Linked DNA regions of Mus musculus: region 1 is linked to region 2. The links are chromatin loops, found by intact Hi-C in ENCODE. Cell type or tissue: left cerebral cortex. All regions are shown on one strand.

The links. Peaks named below come from ENCODE experiments on the same cell type or tissue, not always from the same donor. Only the 100,000 strongest peaks of a DNase experiment are listed, where the experiment ranks them.
Region 1: a loop joins it to region 2, with 2.1 times the contacts of the local background. A loop is called at or near these places in 2 of 42 quality-filtered maps.

What each region holds. Positions count from the first base shown.
Region 1 is chr4:132,175,273-132,183,272 of GRCm38, forward strand. No RefSeq gene overlaps it. Among named protein-coding and RNA genes, the nearest start is that of Ythdf2, 33 kb to the right of the region's middle. In left cerebral cortex, CTCF peaks have their summits at 2,689 (motif pointing left), 3,509 (motif pointing left), 5,626 (motif pointing right) and 6,513 (motif pointing right); DNase peaks (open chromatin) are centred at 3,508, 3,888 and 5,647.
Region 2 is chr4:131,880,571-131,888,570 of GRCm38, forward strand. The region is part of intron 1 of Srsf4 (serine and arginine-rich splicing factor 4); the gene reads left to right. Among named protein-coding and RNA genes, the nearest start is that of Srsf4, 11 kb to the left of the region's middle. In left cerebral cortex, no CTCF peak of the experiment used is centred here; a DNase peak (open chromatin) is centred at 3,772.

The sequences.
Region 1 (8,000 bases), 290 kb after region 2:
TACACATATGCCACATATGCACATATATTCACAGGCAAGCAGATAGTAGGTAGGTAGATAAGTAGATAGATGATAGATAGATAGATAGATAGATAGATAGATAGATAGATAGATAGATAATTATAAAGGTATAGAGGGGTGGTATAGGAGGCCATCTGGCTCACCTACAGATATAAAAGTGACTGGTGGCCTTGGAGGGTGGGTGCGCGGCCATCAGGCATGCTGGTTTTTGTAGGGCACAGAAAGTGGCTGTGTTCAGGACACTGTTGTGGCCTCACACCTGAGCCCCTCAAGGAAGGCATGGCACTAGGAGGTGATAGATATCTAGAGATAGATAGATAGATAGATAGATAGATAGATAGATAGATAGATAGATAGATAGAAAGAAAGATAGATAGATAGATAGATAGATAGATAGATAGATAGATAGATAGATAGATAGATAGACAGACAGACAGACTTCATGGATATTTGTCTACAGGTCCTGGATTCAATTCCCAGCACCTACATGGCAGCTCACAATAGTCTATAACTGGAGTCCCATGAAATCTGATGTCCTCTTCATAGACATAGTTGTACAGGCAAACAAAACATGCATACAAATAAACAAATAAATCTTTAAAAAATCAAAAGTTACGATCATGCTCAAATGTAACTGTAAAATAGGTAATTTGGGGGTAGGAGCAGGGCACAATAATAGAGCATTTGCTTTCATCCCTAATATCTCAGAAAGCAAAATTAAGGCTGGAGAATTGGCTTAAAGATAAGAGCACTGGCTGCTCTATCAGAGAACCCAGGGGCAGTTTCCAGCACCTATATAGTGGCCCACAACCTTCTGCAACTCCAATTCTGGGGATGGGAGACCCTCTTCTGGCCTCTGCAGGCTCCTGTACAAATACATATAAAATATAATAATAAAAAACAAATCTTAGCCAGGTGTGATGGCATATGCCTTTAATCCCGGAACTAGGGAGGCAGAGGCAGGTGGATCTCAATGAATTCAAGGTCAGCCTGGTCTACAAAGCAAATCCAGGACAGCCAGGGCTACACAGAGAAACCTGTCTTGGGGGGAGGGGTCAAAATAAATAAATAGATAAATAGATAAATCAATCAATCAAGTAAGCTCTGCAGAACCACGTCCTACGGTACAGGGGCTCAGAGAAGCCTGTTTTTTGGACATCACTCCAGCTTTCTCTTTGGCTTTGTGACCTGAATAACCATCTCCATCCCCAGGCTCAGTTTGTGGATCATTTATGTTGCAGCCATGGTGTTGGTGGCCCCGACGGCTTCCTCGCCTCCCTCCTGCATGCTACCCCTGTGAGGTCCTGTGCACAGGGTGCTCTGTGAACCCCATAGCCCGACAGAAGAGTGATTCATCGTTCCACTTGACATCTCCCCATTGGCGCCCCCTCCCATCATCCAGTCGCCTCCCACAGAAAAGAACCAGAAAAACAGCTCGCAATCCCATTAGCTGAAGGGGATGAAGGGCCAGAGAGCCAGCAGTAAGGCCCCTAAATAGAGCACTCATGGTACACTTTTAATCACCTCGCTCACCACGACCTGTGCCATTATGTAATTCCAACATTGTTGGCTTTTTTTTTTTTTCATTGTAAACAGACAGCAAATACTCTCCAAAGACATTTCCTGATGATTTCCGACTCCATTGCAGGGCATTTAAATGTGCACGCGCGCCATTAGCTGCTTTGCCTCAATCTCTCCCCTGCAGTTCCTTCTCCCGCTACGAGTCTGCCCTGTCATTCTTGATATTGAGCTAGAAGAAACCATTCCTTTCTTTTCTTTTCTCTTCTCTTCTTTTCTTTTCTTTTTTTTCTTTTGAGACAGGGTTTCTCTGTATAGCCCTGGCTGTCCTGGAACTCACTTTGTAGACCAAGCTGGCCTCGAACTCAGAAATCCACCTGCCTCTGCCTCTGCCTCCCAAGTGCTGGGATTAAAGGCATGCGCCACCACCGCCTGGATGAAACTATTCCTTTCTAGAAACTTCTCTAGCACACACACACACACACACACACACCCCATATAATTTCTAAGCAGTAAATCACATATACCCTGAACAAATGTTTTTTTTTTTCCTTCCAAACGATGGGGATTGAACTCACGGCCTGAAGCATATGTTGGGTACCATTGCCCATGTTCAGGTGCTGTCTCAGATCAAGACTCCAGAGAGGTCCCTCTGCCCCACCCCCACTCACTGTCTAGCTGGGACCAATCTTCTATCCTCTGTCACCATAGATTGCTTCTGTCCGTTCTAGAGCACCATAAAAATAAACTGTGTAGTAGCGTAGTGCTCAGGACTAGTACAGAAGGATTGCCTGATGTGGGGGCCAGTTTGGACCCTTGGGGCTCACTAGCTCCAAGTGAGATACCCTGTCTCAAAGAAATAAGGTGAAGTAAGACAGAGTGTGATGGAACAGGACACCCAGTGCCCTACCCTGTTCCATGAGCACATACGGGTGTGCACATCACTCAAACACGGTACGTGTGCGCATGCACGCATACAAAAACACACAGAGACACAAGTGCACATAAGACTCAAAATATATTCTCGGGGCTGGAGAGATGGCTCAGCGGTTAAGAGCACTGACAGCTCTTCCAAACGTCCTGAGTTCAATTCCCGGCAACCACATGGTGGCTAACAACCATCTGTAATGAGATCTGGCGCCCTCTTCTGGAGTGTCTAAAGCCAGCTACAGTGTACTTACATATAATAAATAAATCTTTAATTTAAAAAAAAATATATATATATATATTCACCAGAAGGACTTTTTCCTCCATTTCTCTTTCTCTGCCACCAAATTCAGGCTAAGAGTACGTTCTCTTGACCTACAATATCCTCCAACCAATTAAGGTCTCCCAAATTCTAGGCCCCTTAAGCACTCTGCTATATCCCTAGCCCATTCACCTCTGTGAACCTTCCCCAACTGCCTCAAGCAAGTGGAACCTGCCTTTCTCCAGCTCCCAATGGCAGAACAACACGTGTTTTCTTATAGAGTTGATCGCCCTTTGGGGTTACAGTCTTCCTGGCCAATCTGCGTCTCTTCTTAAAAGTCCCAGAGCCGGGCAGTGGTGGCACACGCTTAATCGCAGCAGTCAGGAGGCAGAGGCAAGCTGATCCCTGCGTTCGAGGCCAGCCTGGTCTATAGAGAGAGTTCCTAAACAGACAGAGCTACAAAGAGAAACCCTATCTCAAAAAACAAACGCACAAACAGTCTCCGAACAGACGGCTGAGGATTTGTACAATTCGGTGGTTAGAAACACTTCCTCGGAGCTTTGACTACCTGAATTACATGCCTGGATCACATGCTGGAAGAGAGAAACCCCTGAAAATTGCATGCCTGCACTCATGGGCACAATACACACAATAATGACGTCACTAAATGAAAATTTGCTTAAGCGACACTGTCTACACTGGTCAAGCTACTAAATCTCAGACTGCAAAGGCTAGGCTGAGAGGCTGGCTCAGAAATGCTACTTTAGTGCCACCTACTGGCATAGTGGAGTATTACAGTTCCCAGTTTCTCGCGTTCAGGAAACTCAAAATCTTTTTGTTCCTCTGTGTGTGTGTGTGTGTGTGTGCGCGCGCGTGTGCGTGTGTGTGAGATGTGTAATACAGAGACAGAGATCGGGATCACTCATGTACCACAACACACTCAAAATCTTTTTGTTCCTCTGTGTGTGTGTGTGTGTGTGATGTGTAATACAGAGACAGAGATGGGATCACTCATGTACCACAACACACATATGGAAGTCAGAGAACAGCTTTTGTAGATAAATTCTCTCCTTCCACCCTTATGTGGTTCTGGGAATTAAACTCTAGTCATCAGGCTTGCAATGTCAGGCTACAGGGACCTTTAGCCAAACTGCCGGCCCCACTTTGGTTTTTAAGACAGTCACTGGGGCCTGAGGCTTACCAATTTAGCTAGGCTGGTCAGCAAGATTGAGAGCGCCATCTGTCTCTGCTTCTCCAGAAAAAGCACATTCAACCACGTCTGGTCTTTTACACAGGCGCTGAAATTCGAACTCAGAGCCCCACACTTGCACAGTATGAAGGGAGTGGCACTAATGGGAGGTGTGGCCTTGTAGAAGTAAGTGTGGCTTTATTGGAGGAAGGGATGGGAGAAAGGCTTTGAGGTTTCAGAGGCTCAAGCCAAGCCGAGCAGTATCTCTCTCTTCCTGCTGCCGGATCCAGATGTAGAACTCTCAGCTACTTCTCCAGCACCATGTCTGCCTTCCTGCCATGAGTATAATGCATGAAACCCCTCCAGCCATAAGGCAGCCCCCATTGAATGTTTTCCAGTAGAAGGCTTGCAGTGGTCATGGTGTCTATTCACAGCAATAAAACCCTAAGACAGAGAGGCTTACAGATCATTGTTGATGAAAGTCAAGGCAGGAACCCAGAGGCAGGTAGTGATACAAAATAGAATCCAGGACCCCCAGCCCAGGGATGGCATCACCCACAATGAGCTGGGCCCTCCCCAACCCATCACTAGTTAAGAAAAATGCCTTACAGGCTTGCCTCCAGCCTGACTTTAGGGGAACATTTTTTTTTCCATCAGATGACTCTAGCTTGTGTCCAGCTGGCATAAAACCAGCAGCGTAGACATAGATGGACAAATTGGTTATTAATGAGGTGGAACAGATCAGGGAAAAATTTGGGGTTGGGACACAGACATGAATAAAATGGCTAATGACATAGCCATGGGGACAGTGGAACACTGCAGCGTTCAGGAGACAGATTTGGTCTGTCTAAATGTATTGACCTGTGATGGTTTGTATATACTTGGCCCAGGGAGTAGCACTATTAGGAGATGTGACCGTGTTGAAGTAGATGTGACACTGTGGGCATGGGCTTGTCATAGCTGCCTGGAAGCCAGTCTTCTCCTAGCAGCCTTCATTATGTAGCCCAGGCTGGCTTCAGTCAAATTCATGATCCCCCTACATCTCCCAAGTACTAGAGCTACAGTGCCCCTCCATGTCAAGAAAGATGCCTTGCCAGGGTTCAAATGCACAAAGGATCAATGTACCAGCAACATCATCCATGGCTGCCAGGCTAAGCCGGCAGACTGGGAGTCAGCACTGGGAGGAGCTGGAGAGCTGATTGAGGGGTTAGAGTGAACAGGAGAGGAAACACAGAGAAGGAAGTAGGTAAATAAGTAAACGAGACTCTGTAGCACACCACCCAAATCGCAACTACAGTTTATTCTTAAGACAAGGTCTCCCAGGCTGGCAAGATGGGCCAGTAAAGGTGCTTCTGAGCAAGCCTGCCTACCTGAGTTGGGTACTTGGGACCCACATGACGAAGAAACAAAAACAACTTTTGAAGGCTGACCTCTGCATGCATATATACTAAATCAATAAATGTAATAATTATTTATAATTTAGCCATTTATTTATTTTGGTTTTTCAAGACAAGGTTTCTATATGTACGCCGGGTTTTCTGAAACCCACTGGGTAGACCACTCTGAGATCTACTTGCTTCTGCCTCCCGAGTCAGCACTCGGGATTAAAGGCATGTGGCACCACCACTCTGCTGACAAATGTCATTTTAAAAAGGAATGTTTGGGCTGTTTGTACGCATATTACCACATGCATGCAGTATCCGCAGAAGCCAGAAGAGAGCGCTGCTGGATTCCCGGGACTGGAGTTAACAGATGGCTGCTAGGAATGGAATCCAGGTCCTCTGGAAGAGCCAGTCAGTGCTCTTAAACATCAAGCCATCTCTCCACACCACGCAAAAGCAATTTATTAAAGATAAGTCCCAAGGAATCCTCTTACCCTCACCTCCCCAAAGCAGGGATCCAGCTTTTTACAGGTGCTGAGGACTCTAACTCAGGTTCTCACTCCAGCACATCAAATAATTCATTAAAGTGATCGTTCCTGGTCCTGAAATTAATTTAAAGCTCTATTAAAAAAAAAAAAAATCACTGCCTTCAGCAGCCATTTTTCTTTACAATGATGAAATCATAACGGGGTGAGGATGGAGCAGAACACCGGGAGAGGTGAGGCTGCGAAAAATAAAAACCAAAAGAGAAGCCACACTGGGAAGTCCAACTGTGACGATTTTGTAGGAAGATACAATCCGACTCGCCAACACAGCGCATGCACAATACTGGGGATTCAATATTGGCTTGCTGAAAAGCTAGGCAAGTGTTCTACCGCTGAGGACTTTTTTGCATTTTGAGAGTTAGGAGGTGAATGTATCCATACGTTGCCATGTTGACCTTTGAACTTGTGACCTGCCTGCTTCCATTTTCCAATCAGCTGGGTTCCAGAGCTGTACCACTTTCTGCTCTCATTGAGCACTCTCTCCCCAGTCTCTAAACTCAGTGCGTTCTTCTCCTCCTTCTTTCCCCCTGTTCCCAGCAGGAGCAGCAAGGGTGCGCAAAATAACAGGCTGAATTGAATGATTCAGTACAGGAAGAAATGAAACCGTTGACAGCAACACCGGACAGAGAAGCAAAATTGGGGGTTTCCTGAGGGTGCTGATCGGTTACAGGGCAGCTCGGCCAGCAGGTGGGGCTTTCCAACTTTCAGCATTGAGAATTCTCACATAACTAAGCGGCCAAGATCGATGTCCTCAGGTCAATCCCGGGATTCACAAGGCGGAGGAAAGAGCCAACTCCCACACATACAATAAATCAAGGGATAAAAGACAACTTTGCCTTCCAAACAAGGTGTCTTCTGGCTAGGAAGGCTGCGCAAGCGCAGAAGCAGACCATGTTGTGCCCCCAGGACCGTCCTGGCTACAGGTTAAACGGACTGGAACTGCAGTAGAGTGCAGCACTGGTCCAGCAGCGAGGCAGCCACCAGAACACGGTGGGAGTTCCAGAGTCTTCCAGAAGCAGCCTCCGGACTCAGGCGGGTGGAATCATCACCACCACGCACCACCCCCCCCTTAGCCTTTTCAGGAAAGCACATTTTGCACCTGCAAGGCCTCCAGCAGCGATTCCTGAGCCTCAGGTTAAGGAGCTTCACAGCTGCCTGTGTTGATTCACCTCCCAAGGCAGGGGAAAACTTGGAATGCACCCCTCGGATCTGAGGCCTAAGGCCTACACCCTCATCTTCAGGGCATTTTTGGAAGAACCCAAGTGAATCCCCACACTCTCTAAGCGCCAAGAAGGAACCGAAAACTAGTCTGCTGCCATTCTCCACTGGAGGAATGGAAACCACAACTTGCAACATGCTAAAGGTAAAAAAAAAAATTTCTTTTAGGATGAAAACCAATCCTAAACCCCAGTTTAGAATAAGTACAAATAAAAGTACCCTTCAATTCAAAGACCCTGTCCTCACACAGTTAGGAAGGGGAGGGAGTGAAACGTTTAAGTCTCCATTCTGTTGTTAATTCTCTACCTAAATCAATCACCATGTTTAAAAAAGAAAGAAAAAAATAAGGCTGGGCGAGGCCAGCCTGGTCTACAGAGTTCTAAAACAGCAAGGGCTGAACAAAGAAACCCAGTCTCAAAAACCCAAAAAAGTGTAAACTAGCCAGGCAGGAGTGATGGTGTTATCCGTCTTTAATCCCAGTACTTGGGATTAAAAGTGGCTCTCTCTGTGATTGAGGCTAGCCTGGTCTACAGAGCTAATCCCCAGACTGCCAGGGGCTACAAAGAAACCCTGTCTTAGAAAAAAACAAAACCCAACTCTGGAGTCACTTTATGTTTCTATTGATTATAGCTAGGATAATTCAGCCAACAATATAAACTACAGAACTGATATTAATCTATAATGATATACCTGAATAAATGCGGAGACATGCCACATCCTTCTTACTGATTATAATTAGTAAATGAAGGAATTGAGGTAGTGAATTAACATTTGACCAAATCCACAGTAGTATTTGCTGCAGTCAGTAGCAATCCACAGACGCAGAGATTAGGGTCAGAGAGAATAGCCTCCATTACCTTCCTTCCTGCAAGTGACTACGAAGGGGAAACTGTACGGAGGTCGGGCAGACATCACTCTACCTGGTTTGTCACTGTAGT
Region 2 (8,000 bases):
AAATGCGGTCCATTTTATTATGTTACTTCTTCTCAAAACATGGGAAATCAATACCAATAAACAAGGCTATAAATTATATCTAAATATTTCTAACATAAATTATCCTGGTTCACGTTCTCTCCTCTTGGGTGCTAGACCCTGGTTTGTGTTATGAATAAACATTACATGTAATTATTTAGTCAAGACATTTAAAACTTTGTTTAATGTCTTGTTCTTCCTTTTCTTTTTGAGGTGAGCTACATGAGGTGTCTTTCCCTAAAGCACAGAGTGGTGACTGGGTGATACGTGTGGTTTGGGTTCGTGGAGATTTGAGGTGCTTGTAGGTAACTTTACACAGACAATTGTATTTTTCATCCTCAAAAGGAAAATGTGTCACACATATCTGAGAAAATATAGGGAGTGGTACTTACAAGTGTGAGCTAACACTGAACTCTTAAAAACTAGAAAATATTAACAGCTTCATTGTATTTTGTTTTAATCCATTTATGGGGGTGGTGGCATGCTATGGCACGAGTGTAGAAATCACAAGGAAATTTGCTGGAGTCTGTTCTCTCCTTCTACCTTGTGGTTTCCCAGGATTCAGCTCAGGCTGCCAGGCTTGACCTTTAGCCATTGTCCTGTCTCCCCAGCTGTATAGTTTCTATTTCAGCTAACTATATCAAAACACTATAAACTAATGGTATCCCCGGTTTGTGCTAATATGAAAACTGAGGCCTGTGGTTGACAGGCCAAGATTACAGGATGAATTTTCGAAAGCTCTAGAAGCTGCGTATTATTTTCATTCACACGCCAGCCATAGCATTGCAGTGACAGTCTGTTTCTCCTTTCCTGCCCACAGGGGTAATCTGGGTTCCCTAGTCTGTTCACCCTGTAGTCTTTTCTAGAGGCTTCTAATAAACTAAAGCGCATCGTGAGACAGGATGTACTTTTTATAATGCTGGCCTTGGTAGAGAATGGGGAGTGGTTAACTCTCAGGCTGTCCTAGCTACCTGGAGTAGGATGCGTGTCAGTGTCAGCACACATTTCAGTGTCTTGTCATCCTAGCAGCCTCTGATCTTAGAATATCCTTCACGGAAAGGGCTGGATTGTGCTCTGGATTTACATAGCCATATTCTAAGGCAAGCCCCTGGATAGCTTTTCTGAGCTGAGGCGAAAGCCCCAGGCTAGAGGAAATAGCCAAAGACTTAACAGCTAGTGCCAGGAGAAACTCCAAGACCCAGAGAGAGAAGGGGCACTGAGGGAGCTTTGAAAGCAGCCTGGCAAGGTGGGCAAGACTCAGGGCATGTATCATGTGGTGCAGTGAGACAGTAGAGCAAAAAGAACTTGACAGTTTTGCAAAAAATAATGAAATGGCCAGTTGGGGGAAATCTGTCTCCAAGAAATAGCATGGCATTGGCATCTTTAACAAAGTTGAAGTGGAAAAGAATAGAATAGACTGCTTGCTACCCAGGGTAGTTAGGAGCAACATGTAAACAGCCAAGATGGTCCCAGAGGAGTGAGCTTTATTAAGCACCTGACAACCTGCTCCCTGTGTTGTTTAGAGCTGGTTTTGTGTGGCTTTAGTGTGGATTTGGGTAGCTCTGCTTGTTGAGTATATCCTTGTTTTGATGAGTGTGCATAATGGACATGGTGATGCATGTTACTCTGTGTCCCAAGAGATGTGTTCTGAATTAGTAATAATGAGTACTGTGCACCTGTTTTTAGTTTGTGTTTGAGCTTCATGAACTTTAGTGTAAAACTTTTGAGAGACAGAAAATTGAAAGAGAGGTGTAATTGTGGACCCCAACTGCCTCAAACTTCTTTAAGGAAAGCAACTTTTTTTTTCTTTAAAATAACCATTTAGTTATGACAGGGAGGTTATAATTAGTATAGTTTGATCCTCAAACGAAATAGTTTGTATTGTTTTCTAGGTATCCCGTTCCTAGGCTAAGGATATGGTAAGAGCTCAGGGAAGCAGCTTAGCAGACTTAGCTCTATAATAATGTTTCAAGACCTTGTGTGGACTTGCCTTTAATCCTGGTACTCAGGAAGCAGAGGCAGGTGAGTCTCTACATTCAGGAACAGCCTAGTGGTCTGCAGAGTTCCCCCAACAGCCAGGGCTACACGGCCCTAGGGCCTTGCACCACTGACCCACAATACCACCAGCCTGCAGAGTTTATAAACCATTTAGAGTGATGAAAGCAACTTGGCAGATAGGCTATCAGAACAATTACAAAATAACACTTTAAAAATCTACCTCTTCAGGAGTAGGTTTTATTTTTTGTAATGATTGTTCCTGTTTTCTCACCCCAGTATATGAATATTCCTTTAGAGATGGTCTGGTATCTGCAGTGTGGTTCAAGACCCTGGGCTTGGGTTGGGGGTTTAACTCAGTGGTAGAGTACTTGTCTAGCAAGCCTAAGGCCCTGGCTTTGGTCTCCATTGAGTCTTGAATTTAGCTATGTATCATTAGTTTTTGTTTTGGGTTTTTTTTTCCAATCAGATGATTTACTTCATGTTGGTAATTTTTCATTGCTGTGACTAATTCCTGAACAAATGAACTTAAAAGAAGAAAGACCTGTCTTGGCCATTTTATAGATTCTGGTCCGTGCCCATCTGGTCCCTTGGCTATGGAACTTTGTTAAGGAGAATGTCTTGTCAGCTAGAACCTGTGGTGGTTCTTTTGACTGCCACCCACCTTGTGATGACCAAAGACAGAGAAACAAGAAATGGCCTGTATGTCCCCCAAATGCACACTCATGACCTATGTCTTCCAGCTAGGCCACACTCACATAAGTTTCCTCTACTTCCTGATACATCCCATTATGTGCTCATTAGTAGATTATCCATTGATGAGGTCAGAGTCCTTCAACTGTTGAAGTTTTTATAGTTCTTTTTGTTTCCACTAGTAGCTCAGTAGAAAATAAACATTTGCAACTTATTAGTATTCGCACCCTCCAGTTACAGAATTGGTGTGTATGCCTTTACTGTGCTCACAGTTGTGGTCAGAACATAGGCATTTGTCCTTCTTACGCCTGTGCTCCTGGAGCCCCTGTTTTTCCCGCCCCTCTTGTTAAGGACGACTTTCCACTGGGTTTGGGAGGTGGCAGAGCCTGATGGGTGCAGGTTGTCGGTTAGAATGTGAGTTTGAAGAAACTCAGAATCTTGAGTAGCCTTGGCCAGAGACCCAGCAACCGCTCCAAGTCCTTCTTCTCTGTCCAGGAGCTGGCATAGACTTCAGGGTCAGGAAGGCCGAGTGAGGCAGTGTGTGCTTCCTCTCATGGGGGACAGAGCAAGACAGGAAAGTAGGAGTTGGCTATTATTACAGAGGAATTTGAAGAAAGAAAGTGTCCTAGTGGGGTGGAGTAGTTGGAATTAGTAAAAAATAAATCAGGTCTTATATATGTATCATCCATTGCTACTGAAGTCTTTGCATTTGGAAGTCTGTAAACCTAGTATTTGACTTCTGGCCCTTCCCCCCCTTAATATTCATTCATAAATATGAAATACTTGGTCCCAGTCACCATTCCTTTGCAAAGCTAATTAATTGTATCCTTAAGTATTCTCTTTGATGATCAGTCACATCGGCACAACTAGCTCCAAGCATCTTTATCCTGATCTAATTTTTGCTGAGCCTCAGAAGCAAAGACAGACTGCAGGGGTTGATGCGGGACCTCTAGAGTGGAGATTGCACAGAATAATCTTATTTTTCCTCTATTCTTCTAGTCTGTTATGTTCTGAACCCACACATGTTTTCGGAAGGACCAGATGGCTGACACTGGCTAATGGGAACCAAAAGACAAGAGTGAAAGTAACCCGGTTGTCTCATGCCCCAGCTTAGAGTGCTTCACCCTACCCTGAGACCAGTGTCCTTTTTCTCTGGAGACTTCACCCTGCTGTATCAAAAAACTGCTACCACCTGGCTTATCTGAGGTTAGATTATGGTTAAGTCAAGCAGCAGTGCTTATTAAACAGAAAAGGTTTTATTCGGGACTGTGGGAGAACAGAAGAAGCCATCTGCCTTTCAAAGGCTCTGGGATCTGTGGCTTAATATTCAAGCTGGAATTCAAGAGTCCTAAGCCTGGCTTCATTTTCAGCTCCACCACATAGACGCTCCCTGACTGGGAACAAAGTGCCTGGCCTCTCCAGGCCTTAGTTATCTCGTCATGAGTGAGAAGAATAAGTCACTCTTCGCATTTATTATTAATGGCAAATGAAATATTACAGATAATAAAATATTTCTTTAAGCCAAGTGCTATGCTAAATAGCCAACAGGTGCTAGCCTTTGTTATGTGAAAGCCCTCATAATGAAGTGGCAAGATTAGTACAAATGAAAGAAACAAGGCTTAGAAAGCATTGCCTTGTGAGACGGGAAACGGATGGAAGTGCCAGAGAGGTGGCTGGATGAGCATCAGGCATGCAGGGTACTGAGGCCTCCTGAAGCAGGTGCTTCTCAGCCATAGCAAGAAGGGCGGAAGGATTCAGCTCGTGTAGTCAAGATGTTTAGAAGGACATAAAGATACTAGGAGGCATAGACTTCTAAGCAACAGAGTCACTTAGCTGCTGGCTTTTCCCACTACAGTGTAGAGACAAGTTGCCTGAGTGAAAATAGCTGTAGTAAAATGATTGAATTTGGCAGTAGACACAGCGGATAACCAGAGGAGAGTAGTCAGAGATGATTGCAAGGTTGTTGGGAGTGAATCAGGTGGTCAGGGGTTCTGGAAGAGAGAAATCATGAGGTAGGTTTTCTTCTTTGAAGGTGGGGAAAGATCAAGTGCAGACTGAGCTGTGGCCAACCGTTTGCAGACCAGGAATCCACACTAGCTCTAATGAGAGAGCTCTTGGTGTGCGGGAACTGCCAGTTTGCCGACGTGAAAGAGTCCCAGGCTGGGTAATGGTGAGCCCTGAAGTCGCACCCCAGCTCTGCCACTGAGTGAGCACGGGTAAGTCTTCCACCTTCTCTGGGTGGCCTTGATGGCCCTCCCTCCTCTGAGACTAAAGAAAAAGGGAGGGCAGAAAGCCAAGAGCAGCCTCCTTCCTGTCTCAGAATAGGAAAAGGTCTCAGGAACCTGCTCCTGGAGCAGCAGCTTGCCACTGTGGCTTGTAAACTCCCTCAGTCACTGCGGAAGCCAGCTCACATCCATGGCCATTAAGGTTAAGCAGTTAATGTGCTTTGAGGGCCTGACTGCTGGTGCCCTGGGATGCTGCAGACCTGTGGAATCAGGGCCATTGCACTGTTCTCATTCACAAGCTTCTACAAGTTAGCATCACCTGAGCACGAGAGTTGGCTGTAGAACTGTCTTAGTTCTACAGGTTTCTGTGCACTCGATGCAGCACTCGAGAATTACTCTCTACTGTCCTGTCATTATGCCCTTTTCACCTCTTAAGACCCAAGTTGGTTGAAGCCTAGGATCTACTGAGTGCTTTGAAAGCTGTTTGATTCCTGTTCACTGAATACCATTTCTTTCAGGGTAGATTTAAGGGCTCTGCCCTCAAAATACAATGCTACTGGCTCTAGATTGAGGGTTCAAGCCACCCTGTGGGTTTACTTCAACAGATGAAAATTTTTCCTTGGCTACAGCAACATCCCTAATCCTGACCAGCCATGGAGAGGTTCGGTTCTTACAAGGAAAATGAGTGAATGTGGGAATGGCTCACCACATTGGGAAAGCAAAACTCACATCCTGCTGGTGCTGGCTGAGGACTCTCATGTCCACATACAGAGAAAAGCATGTGGCACAGTTGTAGGACAAAGGTGAGCAGAGATCCACTGTGGAAAGGGGCACATTTTCCTATTGAGAGGCCGTCCGAGGCATGCTCCTCGGTGAGCAGCGTTGGTGGGTGTCCGCAGTTACGCATGGAGGCTTGCTTTTCCTGCTCCTTGTATCCACTCCCCGGCAGCACCCTCTAGTCACACCTGCTCAGTCAGCCAGTTGCGTAGCTCAGCTCCAGTCCAGCCGTGCTCATCATTTCTCCCCAGGCCTGTTCTCAGTCTCCTTGCTGAGTGAGAGGCTCTGGAAGACAGACAGCCCTAAAGCCCTGTGAAGAGGATAAGTGATGTCCTCTTCAGTAGGACGTAAAGGAAGAGGGGGCCTGATGGTGTTCAGGACCTTTGGACTTACAAGTACTGGGTCAGAGAAAGCCTGTATGGCAGCACTGTGAGCTTAGGTGGGAACTCTTGCAAGAAATGTGATGAGCATTTCTAAATGGACATCTTAAGGGACCTTGGATTGAAGACATGTCACTCCAGTTGTGCTTTTTCAGTTTGACCTGAGGAGTACATCAGCTGTGGATGAAGAAGACTAAAGCATACACAGGGGTGCGAATGGCCCAAAGATCTGAGCAGCTATGGGTGCAACATGACTTTGCTTTATGCTGTCCAGGTACCCTGCTGGATTTGTTTCAGAGTCATAAGCTCACTTTCTTACAGGAGGAAGTGATAGCAATTCTCCCTTCTCCCCTCATTCTTATGACAGGATATGCCAGGATCAGAGGAAACACTTTGGGAAGACACGATATAAGAAACATTAAGAAAAGATTTCTTGGTTTTGTTTAATTCAAGTGTTGTCTATGTGGCAGTACTTACAAATAGCATAAGGGAAAGAATGACTGCTGCCACCCTTGAGTAAGGCGAGGTGTGGTCTCTGCTAGATAGGGCCTCACTGAAGTCCTTCTCCCCATTCCCTCACACTCATGCTTCCCGTGCTGGAGTCTCCTGACAGTGCTCTAAAGGCAGCAGCAGTGGGTTTATAGGTAGAATAGAGCTGGAAAAATCTATCTGTCCAAGTTGTGTTTTGTGAGGCTTACAGATCCCACCAGGTGCTGTGTCATGTGGTAAAGTCACAAGCATGCCTTCGATCCTTCCCTACCTGGACAGAAAATTCTAAAGAGCTTTGTTGATTTGTTTTGTTTTGTTTTTGAGAATAGGTCAGTTTCATGTTATTTGCTGTAAAGTTCAAAGGGAATAGTGTTCAAGTTAATATTTAAATTTAAAAACATTTATTAGCCATGGAAAGGTAGCATACGTCTTTAATCCTAGCACTCTGGAGGCAGAGGCAAGCCAGCTTTGAGTTCAAGGCCAGCCTGGTTTACAGAATGGGAGCCAGAAGTACACAGAGAAATCAGGGGCTGAGTGTGGGGATGAGATAAAGATCATTTATTAAGAGGGATGCAGGTTGGTTTCTGAAGAATCACTGATACCCATCAGAAAGATTTGCTTTTTGAAGATGTGAAAAATGATCTGAAGGACTACTAAGATATTTAAAACTAATTTGGGATCCATAGTTTTAAAAGATATCTTAGACAGTAAAAAGTTAAATTTATCCCTGACCTCAGGTGCTATTCTTGATCTAGACCTGCAGATTTTAATGTTTCTCATACTCATATGTTGGGACAAACCTTAGTTGTATGTAGTATATGCTCTCACTTGACAATTAAGCACAAAGAAAATAAGTATGCTGTTGAGTTTATTCCTAACGGAACTGGACCCACAGCCAGACCAGAGGCGAGGGCCTGCTGACCATCTTAATAGATGCACACCAGCCCTTCTGAGTTTTTAGTTTTAGTTTTTCACTTTTGTGCCTCAGTTTCTTGTTTGTGAAACAGGGTTACTGGTACCTGCCTCTTGAATGCTATGGATATTAAGTAAAGGCACATTGTTGAGACTAGAGAAGGTTTAATGACTAGTACTAGGTAGGTGACACTTTACCACTGTTCCCCAGGCTGCTGTTTCCTCGGAGCCCACTCACTGACCTGCTTGGAGAATGCAAACCTGAATGGAGATCGTTTTGGTAGAAATACCTGATACAGTGTGTTCATCCTCAGAACAGGGGTTCCCCACCATTCTGCCTTTCCTCTCTGGTATTAGTGTAGCATCCAGCATGCCAGTTTCAGAAGTGACAGGCTGGTGCTTGATTTAGTCTTTAATCTGAACTTTGCTGTTAAAATATTCTTGATGGATTTTTAAAGCATTTCACAGAGAAGCCACCAAAGTTTTCCTGCTAAATACATTGGACCTTAAG